4 separate regions of the Mus musculus genome follow, and regions 1, 3 and 4 are each linked to region 2. Evidence: chromatin loops called from intact Hi-C (ENCODE). Cell type or tissue: left cerebral cortex. All regions are shown on one strand. Each heading gives the region's core, and the rest is flanking DNA. Links, peaks and the distances in the headings are about the cores only. Region 1 overlaps Grm3 (glutamate receptor, metabotropic 3). Region 2 overlaps Grm3 (glutamate receptor, metabotropic 3). Region 3 overlaps Grm3 (glutamate receptor, metabotropic 3). Region 4 overlaps Grm3 (glutamate receptor, metabotropic 3).

Region 1 (3,495 bases), core at 606-3,105, 160 kb after region 2:
GAAAATTGAAATACTCAATACACACAAGATAGGTAACAGATGAGAGGATAAAGAAATCTCAAGAGCCTTTAATTTGTATTCATAAACTCATAAATTCAGTAAAAGTTTCCTACAAAACAGGGTCAACCCCATTGGATGTGGCATGGGGGATGAGTGGGGCGAGAAGCTATGACTAAAACACAAACACAAAAACAAGAAAGCAAAGACAAAATAGTGGGGGTGGGAGAGTACGCTGATTAGCTACCCCAATTTCTTTTCAAGCCAACAGTTTGGCTCCCTCCAGTGTCTGCTTAAAGAGCCTGTTGTTCATTGACTGAGTGAAAGTGCTTCACAGACTTGGGTTCAGTAGGGTGGGTTTTGAGAGTGAAGTCTTTGTTAGAGCTTGCAACCTGAAAGAAATACTACTTGGTATTTACAGGCTGCATGTCTCTGTGCTCCAACTGGTATCTCTGAAGAAGAGACCATATGAGAAGCCAGGGAAAAATCCTCAAAAGTTTTCTGGAAGTAGGGTAGGAGTGAGTAAACTGGAAACTGTGGTTAGATTACAGGAGAAATTGCTGACTCAAGGCCTGAGCATGAGACAGGTTGTTTCTCCTCCCCTCCCCTCCCCTCCCCTCCCCTCCCCTCCCCTCCCCTCCCTTCCTCTCCCCTCCCCTCCCCTCCCCTCCCCTCCCCTCCCCTCTCCTCTCCTCTCCTCTCCTCTCCTCTCCTCTCCTCTCCTCTCTCTTTTCTCTTCTTTTCCTGGTTATTTTATTTATTTATGTTTCTAATATTATCCCCCTTCCCAGTCCCCCCCCCCACCACAAGTCCCCTTCCCCTCCTCCCTCTCCCTGCCTCTATGAGGGTACTCTACCACCCACATTTTACCTCTGACATGCATCCCTACTTCATGAAAGACCTTTCTCAGAGCAGACTAATGCCATTTGAATGCTGGCTCTCATCAAGAGTTCCTGAAGTATTATCCCATGTCTCTACCAAAGCTTGATCATGTAGAGTAATAATGTAACCAGAGTTAAATCTCTGGTTAATGCTTATTGAAATATTTTATCTCTATTTGACAAAAATAAACATAAGACAGGTAGCAGGCTAATGAAAATCCTATAGGCCAAGCTGAGATTGTTGTTGTTATATGCTCTGGTATGTCTTAAAAAAAGGCAAAATAATAAACACGCAATATTGCCTATGTTAAGCCACAGGTATTCCCCCTTACTGTGCTGCAGGCACCTAGTTGAATCATCTACTATTTTTTGCCCTTAATTCTGTAACAATCTGGGGCAATCAGGCAGATCTACGATTTAGGTCAGATGTGCAAGCATGGCAGTTAGTTCCATGGCATAGGTGGAACATCATTCATTTTACAAAATAATTTTGAGGGATTTTGACATTTTCAATAGAGATGATCTACAAGCCTTTGATTTGATAAGTTGCTTCCTGCTGCCTTCTTCCCGTCAGAGGCACTGAGCTTGAAAATGAGATCAAACTTCCGGAAAAAATATGCTTTATATAAATGTTCCCACTCATATTATTTCATAGTCTCCTATGACAACCTTAGCGTCAAAGATTTATTCTGGGTACTTAAGTTATACAACAAAATATCTGATGTGGATTTTGGCAAGAAATTCACTAACTGAAGAACTTGCCAGGAGAAGGTAGAAATGGGCATAAGGGTGCTCAGCTGGGCCTGGATCCCCCAATCAGCCTTCCAGTCTACCTGATAAAATAAACATTAAGCACAGCAGTTTCCCAGTCTACCTTTTGAGTATTATGTCTTTTGTAAACAAGTCGAATTTTCTTTTCTTACTCATGAAAAGGACCACAGCTGGTTTGAACAGCACAGTTGACTTGGAGAGAAAAGAAATGTTAGCACTTGAAGAGCTAACTGTTGCATGTGAATGAAAACGAAAACCCCATCTGGTTCCAAAGAAGCAACTGTGGTCCAGGTGACCCCTGGAAAGGGGCATCCATGTCCTAATGCAAAGTCTTTCACTTAACAAACATGAGATGACATTAAAGATAATCCACAACCATCTGTAACTGAACATATTAAGACTATAAGGATTTTTAGTTTTTGTAGGGTTAAGCACAATAAGGCAGACAGAGATGGTGCTTAGCGGAGTCATATTTTGGCTGTAGATGGCAAAATGATCTCTTGAAATACTTTTCATTTACCTCAAGGGCCAAGGAATCTCCTAGAGAAAAAAGAACCTAATCAGATCAGATTTTTCATGGTGTTGGAGGCAAGATTCTTTTCTTTCTCTAAAAAATGGGTTATTAAGTCCCCAAATTTCACCCTAGCTTCTTTTGCATATTAAGTGAAGCTGAAAAACCTCTCAGGGATTATTTGACTTTCAGTATCTCATCCTTTTGTTAAAATACATTTCAACTTGTTCCTGTAATTAACATTAACATCAAGTTCTTATTTCTAACTTCAAGACTCCAAGAAACTAAGATTACAATATAATGTAGATTAAAATGATTAGAGGGTAAGAGTATTCATAAAATGTGAATGACAGAAAATATGTCTACCAGCCCACATTGCCATGTAGACATAAAATTTGTTCCTAAGATTTTGCCGAATATAAGCAAACGTCTGACACTTTGAGTTAACATTTAAAAATATGCATCAGTTTTGTAATCTCTGCAGTGCAGAAGTTATTAAAGTTACAGCATTCAGCATGAAGACACCCAGAAAAGTCTCTGCATTGTTTTGCTTTTCCATGCCAAGAAATAATTAATATGAAATTCTCATTTCCATAATTTTCAGATCACACATGTAGTTTTCACAAGCACAAAAATACATGAGATGATATACAAAGAAGAGTGGACAATTCACAGTATAACCTCAAATTCTGTAAGGATAAGTAGAAAGCATTGAGTGAAGGGGCATTTAATTAACATCCATATGTATTATAAAAAGAGGGGTAAATTGATATGGCTGATTGGAAGATATTGTTGTGGTTAGCACATAGGCAAATATAGCTGTGAACACTATATGTGGAGATTCTTTTTAGCCTTAGTAGGTTGCCTTAGTTAAAATTTAATGAAGACCTACCAAGTGCCAAACCCTACTGGGCACTTTTATAGCTGTTACTTTCCATGATCTGAGCAAAATTGTGAGGAAGAATAGAGAAACCTTTTACATCTTCTAAGATGCTCTACCTTGTAAGAGGTTGCTATGGGATTCATAGCATGTTTTTTCTAGTGCTAAGTATGGTACTCACCTACTTCACCATGTTTCTCAAACGCATTGTTTGGCAATAGTAGAAGCAAATAGAACTAAAGCACAATATATTTCCTCACATATTAGGTAAAGTTTGACTAATGACAAATGCCTTCTTCTAAGCATACTTTCACAGTTACCACAAATCAATAGTAATGCCTGACGGAAAACCTTCATGTTCTAGAACTTCAATTAGCTTTAGCCGATCATCCCAGACAACTGCAACAAAAGAAGCAAGAAAACTTCAAATTTGTAGTGAAATTGCTTGCTGTTGT
Region 2 (3,495 bases), core at 632-3,131:
TTGAAAAGTTTCCAGATCTGCTTGTATTTTCAAATTCAGAAAGACACCTTTTTTTTTTTTTTTAAATTTTACTCTTATACTACCACTTTCAATGTCTTTAACTCATATATTCTTACTCTTATTTTACCTACAGGAGTGTCTCAAGTTCATGTGCCTTATTTGTTTGACAAGGCCTTTGACTGTAGCCTCCCCTGGGATTACAGATGTGTGCCACTGTGTCAGATCTTCTGAACCATTTCCTCTTCTCTTTCTTGATTTTTCCTGAAGTGAGCCTTCCTTTTTCTTTCCCTGTCAGCTTAAATATGCCAGTGATTTCTACACGTATATCTAATTTGGCATGATCTCTGCAGGAGAGACCTAAATACTACTTACAGTAACTTATTTTTCTTTTCTTCTGTTTTCATGCCTGTGGTATGCATGTGTGGTGTAAGCATTGGAGGTACATGTCAAGGCCCCAGCTGATGTCAGGGATCTCTTCCATCAGTCTTTTACTGTATTCATTGAAACAGGGTCTCCCAGTGAAATTCATATTCTGCCCATTATGGGTTGTCTCTCTGGCCTGCTTGCTCTGGAAATCCTAAAGAGGGTGAGCCACCACCATTCTTCTGGACATTTTACAGGGTTCTGGGATCTGAACTCCCAACCAAGCTTGTGCAGTATGAGGCCCATTCACTGAGTCATCTTCACAGTATTCCCAGGATGTCAAATCTTGACAAAGGCATGATTTGATGTCTCTTTAACCATGACTGTACCAACAGTAACTTGATGCTTAGCAAGTTTCACGAAGTGTTTGCTGAGAGGCGATGATGGAGGTGGACACTGCTACATTTTTCTTGGTTCTGGCTCATTTAACTACTCATGTTTTGCCTTGCTGGTGTGCCCAGTTCTAAAATCTTACATTTTTTCAAATGACACTTTCTCTGTAAAACAATGTATCCTTCTTGATAGGGGTGTCATCTCCTCTAGAAAATTATGAAGCTCTATCTGGTCTTCATTAAGGCCTTTTTTTTTTTTTTTTTTTTTTTTTTTTTTTTTTTTTTTTTTTTTTTTTGACCTAACAGATATGCAGAATGCAGAGTGATGGAATAGTCCCACTTTGTGGTGAAAAACAATCTCCCTTCCTTCCTTCCTTCCTTCCTTCCTTCCTTCCTTCCTTCCTTCCTTCCTTCCTTCCTTCCTTCTCTCTCTCTCTCTCTCTCTCTCTCTCTCTCTCTCTCTCTCTCTTTCTTCAGTTTGGCATCTTTTCACTATGCTGGGTCATTTTCTTTTTTGTATGTTATTCTGAATCATGAGTTAGCAGTAGATGTAGAGTGTTCAGGAGAAGATTTTTTTCCAGGTTTGCTTGCTTGGGACAGCCCAAATTCTTGTGTGTTCTGGCTTCATTATGCACAGGTTTTTTTTTTTTTGTTTGTTTTTGTTTTTGTTTTTGTTTTTGTTTTTGTTTTTACTGTCAGAAATGACTGAATCAGATGATAAAGTTCCCCTAATGGGTAATGTCAATTCAGATGGGCACAGAAAAGGCATAACCTTTGACAGATTTCAAAGTGCTTAGTGTGCAGAAAAAAAACCCAAAGAATGGCAATATAATATTGCCTATGATGTAAACTCCTTAAAAATTTATATTTTGACGTCATGGTGGAAACTTGGCCAATCTTTCTTCCTTTTAAATAAAGGTAGGGGTTGTTTTGCTTAATAATCTATAAAGTGACATTTGGATTGGACACAGCTCAGACTCAAAAATACCAAGCAAAGATTGGCCCTAGTAAGTAATTATAGTCAAAAATTTCAAGTCATCAGGGGCCCCGATGTGATGAATGGATTCCCAGACACCACAGCTCCCTATTGGCTTGCTCTGTGAAGATGAAATTTCTATTGTATGTACACAGTTTGAGCAGCAGGTGGCGTGTTTGCGACTAACTGTTCTTTCTCTATTCCTGCCTCCTCCTTAGAAATTAAACACCAGGTTTCTGCCAGAAACTGCCCCATTCAGGGTGACATATGATGCTGTTAAAATAAAATATAAAGGTTGGAGGTGATAAGTCCTGAATTGAACATTGGTTTCAAGAAACCACCTCTAAAAGAGTCTAGAAACTAATAGTCCATAATATGATGAAAAGCCCCAGCTGACATCAAAGGAACCTCTTGCCTTCTTTTTAAAGAATTCTGTTTAATGAATAATTCAAGGAGTCCGTGAAACATTCTGGGAAACTTTTGGATGGATATCAGCCGTTCAATTCAAAATTATCCACTCTGGGAAACGGCTGGCACTGAAGGTGGCAAGCCTACTACGTAATTTACACCAGCAATCAAATTGCAATTACAAAGGAGATTAAAACATGACTTTAAAGAGCCTAACTCCACCCTCAGGACTTCTAGCTGTTTGGTAAACATGGCAAAGGAGCCTGTAATTAAAGGAAACCTGTAATTAAAATTTTCGACCCTCTTCAGCTTTGTCAGGGAGACACTCTGAAGGCTTAAAGGGGTAGGAAACAAAGCTTCCTCCTTTCTGGTGGTCTTGAGAAGGTACTTGATGCCTTCAAGAGGATCCCGTTCTTCTACTATTATCAGCTTCATCGTGTGCTGGTTGTCTTTCTTTCAAGTCTGTATTGTTCCCACTGTTCAGGAATAACTTGAAGAATTTGCAAATCCACTGCTGGAGGCTAATTACAAAAGAGATGAGTAACCCCAGGCTGTAATATCAACACAGCCAAGGACTTTACATCACAGACTTTAAGGCATGGACTTCATAAGCAGTCCATACTGTTTTGAGCATGTGCAGGAGGTTTACAGCCAACTTTTCTGATGAGTTTCAGAAAATTATCTATGCTAACAAATGGGAAGAGAGCGAAACCCAAGGCAGAGGGTTAAGCAGGATGGTGCATTGTGCAGGGGTAGCATAATCATTCTCTTTCAAGATCTCCCCTTTAGCAAGCTCCGTGAGAGTTAACTGGCAAGACATCACGGATCTCTGGAGGGTTTGAATTGCCCTGGTATTTTTATTTAATTAGATATTTTCTTTATATACATTTCAAATTTCAAATGCTATCCCGAAAGTTCCCTATACCCTCCCCCCGCCCTGCTCCCCTACCCACCCACTCACACTTCTTGGCCCTGGCATTCCCCTGTACTGGGGCATATAAAGTTTGCAATACCAAGGGGCCTCTCTTGCCAGTGATGGCTGACTAGGCCATCTTCTGCTACATATGCAGCTAGGGCTCTGGGGGTACTGGTTAGTTCATAATGTTGTTCCACCTATAGGGTTGCAGACCCCTTCAGCTCCTTGGGTGCTTTCTCTAGCTTCTCCATTAGGGGCCCTGTGTTCCATCCTATAGATGACTGTGAGCATCCACTTCTGTATTTGCCAGGCACTGGCAAAGCCTCATAGGAGACAGCTATATCAGGGTCCCTTCAGCAAAATCTTGCTGGCATATGCAATAGTGTCTGGGTTTGGTGGCTGATTATGGGATGGATCCCTGAGTGGGGTAGTCTCTGGAT
Region 3 (3,495 bases), core at 559-3,058, 180 kb after region 2:
ACAGGATAATGCCTTTCCAGTGTGGGCAATACAGAGAAGATATGAAGCACCAGCTACACAGATGCTATAGCAGAAGATCAGGAAGGAAGAGATGTTCACGTGTGGGCTAGGTCCTCAAGCTTAGGAGTTTTCCAGAAATAGTATGTGAGTATTTTCTGTGGGTTGAATGTTGAATGCAAGTGAAAGGAACTCAGCCTGTAAGCAAGACCTGGATGAACAATAGGGCACCAAGAGTGGGAACTAGGTGACCTGGACCACTGAAGGAGAAAGAGCTGAGGAGCTGTGCTTAGACGAAAGAAAATGGTGCCTGGGGGACTCAGGTGCTGAACCTTCAGCAGTGAGAAGGAATCCCTATTAGGAATGTGTGCTCACACATACCCTGAGACTTTATCTTAAAAATCTAGGGTCACAGGACTTGGAAAGACTGACAAGTAAGGTCTCCCATGCTCACCTTCCCATACTACCTTCCATTCTTAACTTTGCAGAAGTTAGAACTGGAGTCAGTAACAACAACAAAGAAACATTGATCATAATCCGTGGGAACACAAAAGCTTTCTGTTCCAGATGTTAATGCAAAACATGACAGCTCCCTTTGTCATGATCAAATATACCTGTAGTGTTCAAAGTTCCAATTGTCATATTTGTCTAAGCATACTATGTTTTTTAAATAAAGACTGGTTAGTAGCTACAATTTCTCATTATTTTTATGCACAAGCATATTTTACTGAATAAACCTTAAATAAACCTTAAATAAGGAGTAAGAATAAAAAATAAACTTATTATTCTACCTATAATCTATTCCAGACAAAACAGAAGTTACTATTCAGGCCTACATAAGACTGCATAGATGCTTTAGATAAAACTTTTATAAGACAGATGAAAATATCATAGGCTTTGATGATTATGAAATTAGATTTAACTATAGGTTTGCAGAAAAGAGGAATAAAACACATCAAAAGACCACATTGATAAACAGGAGCTATCTTGGGTGAATAGGAAAAGCAGATGTTGGTGTTGAGGAAGATGTCTAGGAATTTATATTTAAGTGATGAGTTTCCATTGAGTTCTTTGAAAGCCAATTATTTACCAAGATTTTCCCCTGGGAGTGTGCTTCAGAGGACTGAACCGGATGCCTCACAAATACTAGGCAGGAATTCTGTATCACTAAGTGTGTTGGTCTGAATGAAAATGGCCCCCATAGGCTCACAGGCAGGTGTGGCCTCGTTGGAGTCTGAAACTATGAGGAAAAGAAATGGTTTGGGGTGGTGATAGTTTTTGGCTTTAGATACATAAAGCCTGGTATATAGGGAAATTCCTGTAGAATCACCTCCACCAAGTGGCTCTGTGACCAACAAAAGGTCAAAAAAGCCAGGCTCTGCGGGAGCCTCAGTGTGACTTTTTACAGGTAAACCTTGTGATGTGTGAGATTCTTGGACTTTAAAAATGTCTGAAAGCGTGGGTTCTGGGATTTACTTCTCTTTCCGTTGTGAATTTGACTGAAGGCAAAGTTGGGAAGACTTCCTGGGAACAGAACCTGGAGGCCCAGTCTGAGCCCCCCCGCACCCACTGCTGCCCATCCACCATTCTCTCTTCAGTGTTTTTCCCATGTGATTCTGAGCCCTGCTTAGGAAACTATCTTTGTGAGGTCTGCCAACCTCAGCTAAGCAACCATTCACTTGAACACAGTAGAAGCTGCGTGGAAAATGGAAGTTGCCAAATGGAGTTCACCCGACTCCTGTTGCCCTGCAAATCTTGAGGGAAGTGGAGAATTGGGACAGAACAATGCTTTCTCATGCCCTTTAGATTATAAAAATATAGCCATAAAGACAACTTCAGTCTGAAGAGGATATAAACAAATCAGGTTTCTGATCTTCAAAAAACAGAAATGATGTTTTTGCTAATTAATTAATTTAAAGTGTCAGCAGCTTTTTAAAAGAAATTCACTCAATATTATAGTAAAAATTGCAGAGCAAATAAAGGGAGACGTTTTCTAATATGAAGGCTATAAAATAGATGATACCTTGTGTTTATTTATTTTATAGGAATTTAATACAGCTAACAGAATAAATACCTTTGCAATGAAAGTAGACTTCTAGAAAGTCAGCCTGCTCATATAACTCATAGAAACTGCTTTATTAGTTGAGGTTAATTAATTAATACTCAGCTGTGGAGTTCAGACAACTGGTTAATCCAATTATAGTGGAAGGATATGGTAAATAATTTGGTACAAGCAGTTCACAGAATGTTCTCTGTAGGACCATCAGTCCATGGTAAATTGATTTGTACTGATTATTTGAGTACCTCCAAAATGTTAGTATCTACAGATGAAGTCCTTGGGAGATATATTTGATGAAGTCTGTACAATACCAGGTTTCTTGTTGACAGGACAAGTGTTCTAGTAAGCACAGGTGATGGAGTTCTCTCTCTCACCATCTCGTGTGTAGATTGGTGTGTAGATTGAAAAGAAGGTATTCACCAAATCTGCTGCTAACTTGACCTTAGATACCTCAATGTCCAGAATTGTTTGCCACTATAGTATTTTGTTATAGTCTCCTGAGCAGTGGAATTGAGAAATGTTTTCCAAATTTGCATTTTTTCTCGTGAATTATCTGAAGCTTAGTCAATATGTAGCTTCTTTACTTCTAGTTCCAACAGCATTTGTTCTCACTACTCTAGGCTACGTCTAGCCAATAACCTTCATTTTAAAGAGATTCTGATGTTGGCTTTTGTGGTCTGCTACGTGCTGTGTGTGTCAGAGGTGATTGTCTATGTAACAGGCAGAAACTGGGGCTGGCATTCTCTCTCCTCCTCCTGAAACATTCCAACCTCTTCCATCTGAGGTGACCAAGGTTTTCTCTCCACACCACACAGCAAGGTCATAAGTTAAGATCTTAGAAGAAACAGGGGAAGGGGGAGTGCTGTATGTCACTTAACCTTTTTCTCCAAGAGGATTCATTTGTTCAAGTGATGATCTACCTCATCTCAAATTAGTAAATTCTGAGAGTTTCATGAACCAAGGCAGATGTCAGAAGAGATAGTTTGAAAAAGTAGGGCTATAAATATTTCTCAAATATATTTTCCCAAAGGGCAGGCCTTGGTCATTAGATAAATGTGTCTGAGTCTTACATTATGACTGTTTGTCAGTGTTGAAGTGAGGTATGGGGTGCCCATCACAGTCCCTGGGCTTGACAGAAATCACTGGAATTAAGGAATCAGCAAATGGAGGGTCTCTGCTTTTTCAGAAAAAAAAAAGATGTTTGAAAATAGAAACAGGTAATTATATTCCTCAGATCTCATTTTCTCCTTGAGGCAGATACAATTCCAACTGTTTCTGACCTTGTACTGCCATCTCTCAAATTGGCATGCATTTTGGCATATTTTTTGAAAGCAGTTTCTACTATGTTGTATTCACTAACACATGGCGTATTGAAACTGCTAAGTAAAATAGAAAATATTGCTAATAATCTATCTGCTATGTATTATTAACAATCGAAG
Region 4 (3,495 bases), core at 533-3,032, 180 kb after region 2:
TTCATTATAATTGACAAAGTTTGCCTTGGGGTTAAAAATAAGTTTTGATTTTTGTTTAGTACTTGCTCTTAGGCAAGTGACTGGATCATCACTTCTTTTGTCAAATGGGCTCACAAGTGTGCTCCTGACTCATTGAATTCTTGTAACAATAAAGCAGATGGTCCTTGCTATGTTATAGCCACAGGACAACTGGTTAATAATGATCTACTATTAGAACATATCAGTAGTTTTGTCTTTCTACAGAATCTAGCACAGTACTTCTATAGAGCCTGTGTGTATGTGTGTGTGTGTGTGTGTGTGTGTGTGTGTGTGTGTGTGTGTATGAGAGAGGTCAAGACAGAGACAGAGAGACAGAGAGAGAAAGATGCCAAGACAGAGAGACAAAGAATGTCTGTGCACAGGCATGTCTTATATCCAAATGAACATGTTAAATAAAGGAGGCCAGTTTTTAGCTTGCATGATAATTTTGATAACTCCTTTTTACTTTTTCTCTGTGTGCTTGTATGCATGTGTGATTGTGACTATGTGTGCACATGTACATGCTGGTGTGAATTTCTCTCTCTCTCTCTTTCTTTCTTTCTGTGTGTGTGTGTGTACATGCATACATGTATAAAGGCCAGAGATCTCTGTCTGGCCTTCCTTAAGTTTTTTCAGCCTTATTTTTTTTGAAACAGGCTGTCACTGAACACTTACTTGCTAACACTGACTGGTCAGTAAGTGCAAGGGATCATCCTACCTCGCCCTTCTCAGCTTGGGATAACAGGTGCACGCTGTCATGTCTGCTGCTATGTGAGTCCTGGGAGTGGAACTCAGGTCCTCATGCTTAAGCAGCAAGTGATTTTATGGACCAATTATCTTCTTAGCTCTGTAGTGTTTTCTAATGGAGAATTACAAATTAAATTTTTTTGAATAGTTTTAACTTTTCATATGCTTGCAAAGTTTCTGGATGTATTTTGTCACTCTGTGTCCTCACTATATACCCCAAATCTTATTTTGTTCGGGAGCTAATAAATATCTTCCCATCAGTTGTTTTGCTAAGAGCTGACTTTTCTGGTTTTATTGTTTTTCTTGAGAGCTTCAACAGAAATGACTCCACATCCTGTAAAACTCAACACTGGTCTCGAAATTGTTATCGTGTTAGAATGTCTATGTTGTTATGTATTGGCTGTAAGTTTTTGAAAACTGCACATCTAGATTTTGAAAATTGCTATATGTTTGATTAGTGTCTATGTTTGTCCAAGTGATTTTTGGTAGAAAGAGCAGTGCACTCTGACTAGAAAATAAAAGTGCACTCTAACAAACTAAACCGGAGAACCTCTTATGCTTTCTGTGGAGCTATCATCTACATATGTGGCTTTGTTCTGAAACATGATATCTTGGTGTAGAGTTTGTATAGACTTTATATGGATTTTTTCTAAGTGGATCTGTGTGTGTGTTTTAAAGTACTGTGTGTACTTTTCAAGTTCTGAAGCAGGACTGCTAATCTGATAGGAAGAGAGAGTCTATGTAGAGCATCACTTCTTAGAATGCTTCTCTGGTTCCAAGGTGAAATCGCAAATATATTAATGGCCTACTTTTCCTCTACCAAGAAAATTGATTTTCCCTTTGTTTCTAAGGAAAATCATTCTGAGGATACTCAGCACTGTGTGATGAATGCACTATAAAAACACTTTAGGACCTCAGATGGGAGAAGACTGACTTAACATTTGTTTGCTCCATGCAGCCCAACTCAATTCCCATAAAAACAGTTAGTTTTGTAATGGCCCCTCTCCCTTTAGTTTCCTAAATCCACACAGATGTTTTTTGTGAATAGTCTAATGCCCAACAAGGTATAAAGACAGCTGAGCACCTGCTTTTGGCTCTTTCTAGATTTGCCAAGTGTACCTTGGAAGGTAGTTCCTAGTCATTTGCTCCTAGACTGTCTAGTAAAAGCTTGCATTTCAGTGCCTGGCATAGGGAGAAACAATTGAGTGGGAGACTGAGGCTACCAAGATATTTGCTAAAGAATCTTAAGGAAGCCTACACATGGTTGTGTTGCAGCCAGATTTTAAGTGAACAAAATAAAAGCCTGCTTTTCCCCCTTGTGGTTATTTCAGGCTTCTTATTTTAAAAGTAACCTTCACATATGGTTCTTCCATATAAGCCTAAATATATTTTGTGTTGGTATATGCATGATGGGAGCTTACTTTTCATGATACAGAACATTGAATAATGTGTTCTTAATTCTGGCTTTTTCAGTTTGTATCAGTATGAAGTGGCCACTGAAAACTCTCACAAAACTACTGCTCCATGTTTACACACAGCTAACTAACTTACACTTTTACATTCTTAGCACATTCTATTAATTAAGGAAATCACTTTCATGTCAGCAGTGGGATTTACATGACAACAGCTTTTGGGGCTCATTGGAGCATCAGACCAGCATGTCACAAAAGTCCCTTGTAGTGTGGGTGGTGACAGGGCTCTATTGGCAACAAATTTGCAATGAAAATATCTCATAAATGTGCAGCCACCCAGAACATTGCATAGAAAGTATCTTCTGGATAGTCACATAGGCCACTAATGTCAAGGAAGACAATTTCCCATCTCTTACATGAACCAGATAAATTATTAGGACGTATAGCCACACACAAACACATAAATGTCCTAAAACATATACTGTTGAGGCAAGAGGTGGATATAGAACTGGCACCCACGTGTTTTCTTGTGTTATTATGTATTTTACATGACCTGTATAAATGTTGGATGAGGATCTTAAATCATACAAGAGGATGGAATAGCCCAGAGGAGTAAATGATAAGGAGTTAGCAATAAGATAAATTAGAGTCATGAAATAAGCTGAATTAAAAAATTCTTAATAGAGAGAACCATTACACTACATAATAGTTTTTCAAAAACTCTGGAAGAAGTCATCACATGACCTGTTAAGAAATACACTGGACTAATGCACTCCAAAATACAGTAATGCTGTAGGGACCCAGGCAGCATCAGAGATGGCAGGAGGAGGATGACTAATGGTTTGTGTGGTCTCCGTTGTTACTATGATTGTACTCATTTTGTGTGCTTAGGCTGGATAAATAATCTTTTCTCATTTTACTCTGCTTCTTGAAAGCAATTTCAGCAAATCTGTCTAATGTAGATTGGATACATTTAGCACAGTTTCCAAAGAATGAACAATCAACTCAGCATAAAACAGCAAAGAGAGAGCACTGTGTGTGAACAGCAGACCCTTGAGGAACTGGTCTGAAGAAGAAGACTATCACCCTGCACCTCTGGCCGTATTCTATACTGAAGAAGTTCCCTCCTCTTTTTAATCAAAAAATGAGATATTTTTCCCCTTTTTGAGTGGGTTCTTGAGATAATGTTGAGTACAGAAAACAAATCAAAATACTTCATTCTTAGGCTGATAGGCCACACCTTGCTAGGTACTCGCCAAACCCTGCAAAGAGCCAGGGCTCATTTTGTGATTTATGTTTACAAGAATGGACATGAAGT

Evidence for each region. A loop is a pair of places that touch in the nucleus more often than their neighbours do. Peaks named below come from ENCODE experiments on the same cell type or tissue, not always from the same donor. Only the 100,000 strongest peaks of a DNase experiment are listed, where the experiment ranks them.
Region 1: a loop joins it to region 2, with 4 times the contacts of the local background. A loop is called at or near these places in 8 of 42 quality-filtered maps.
Region 3: a loop joins it to region 2, with 5 times the contacts of the local background. A loop is called at or near these places in 9 of 42 quality-filtered maps.
Region 4: it touches region 2 in a loop (2.8-fold over the local background); 2 of 42 quality-filtered maps call a loop at or near these places.

What each region holds. Positions count from the first base shown.
Region 1 is chr5:9,703,554-9,707,048 of GRCm38, forward strand. All of the region lies in intron 1 of Grm3 (glutamate receptor, metabotropic 3), which reads right to left. Among named protein-coding and RNA genes, the nearest start is that of Grm3, 20 kb to the right of the region's middle. In left cerebral cortex, for the core only: no CTCF peak of the experiment used is centred there; a DNase peak (open chromatin) is centred at 1,590; H3K27ac peaks cover 2,276 bases.
Region 2 is chr5:9,539,092-9,542,586 of GRCm38, forward strand. All of the region lies in intron 3 of Grm3 (glutamate receptor, metabotropic 3), which reads right to left. Among named protein-coding and RNA genes, the nearest start is that of Mir879, 170 kb to the left of the region's middle. In left cerebral cortex, for the core only: a CTCF peak has its summit at 1,885; DNase peaks (open chromatin) are centred at 1,947, 2,196 and 2,582; H3K27ac peaks cover 917 bases.
Region 3 is chr5:9,714,869-9,718,363 of GRCm38, forward strand. The region is part of intron 1 of Grm3 (glutamate receptor, metabotropic 3); the gene reads right to left. Among named protein-coding and RNA genes, the nearest start is that of Grm3, 8.7 kb to the right of the region's middle. In left cerebral cortex, for the core only: no CTCF peak of the experiment used is centred there; a DNase peak (open chromatin) is centred at 1,616.
Region 4 is chr5:9,719,305-9,722,799 of GRCm38, forward strand. The region is part of intron 1 of Grm3 (glutamate receptor, metabotropic 3); the gene reads right to left. Among named protein-coding and RNA genes, the nearest start is that of Grm3, 4.3 kb to the right of the region's middle. In left cerebral cortex, for the core only: a CTCF peak has its summit at 2,087 (motif pointing left); DNase peaks (open chromatin) are centred at 2,036 and 2,406; H3K4me3 peaks cover 828 bases; H3K27ac peaks cover 1,503 bases.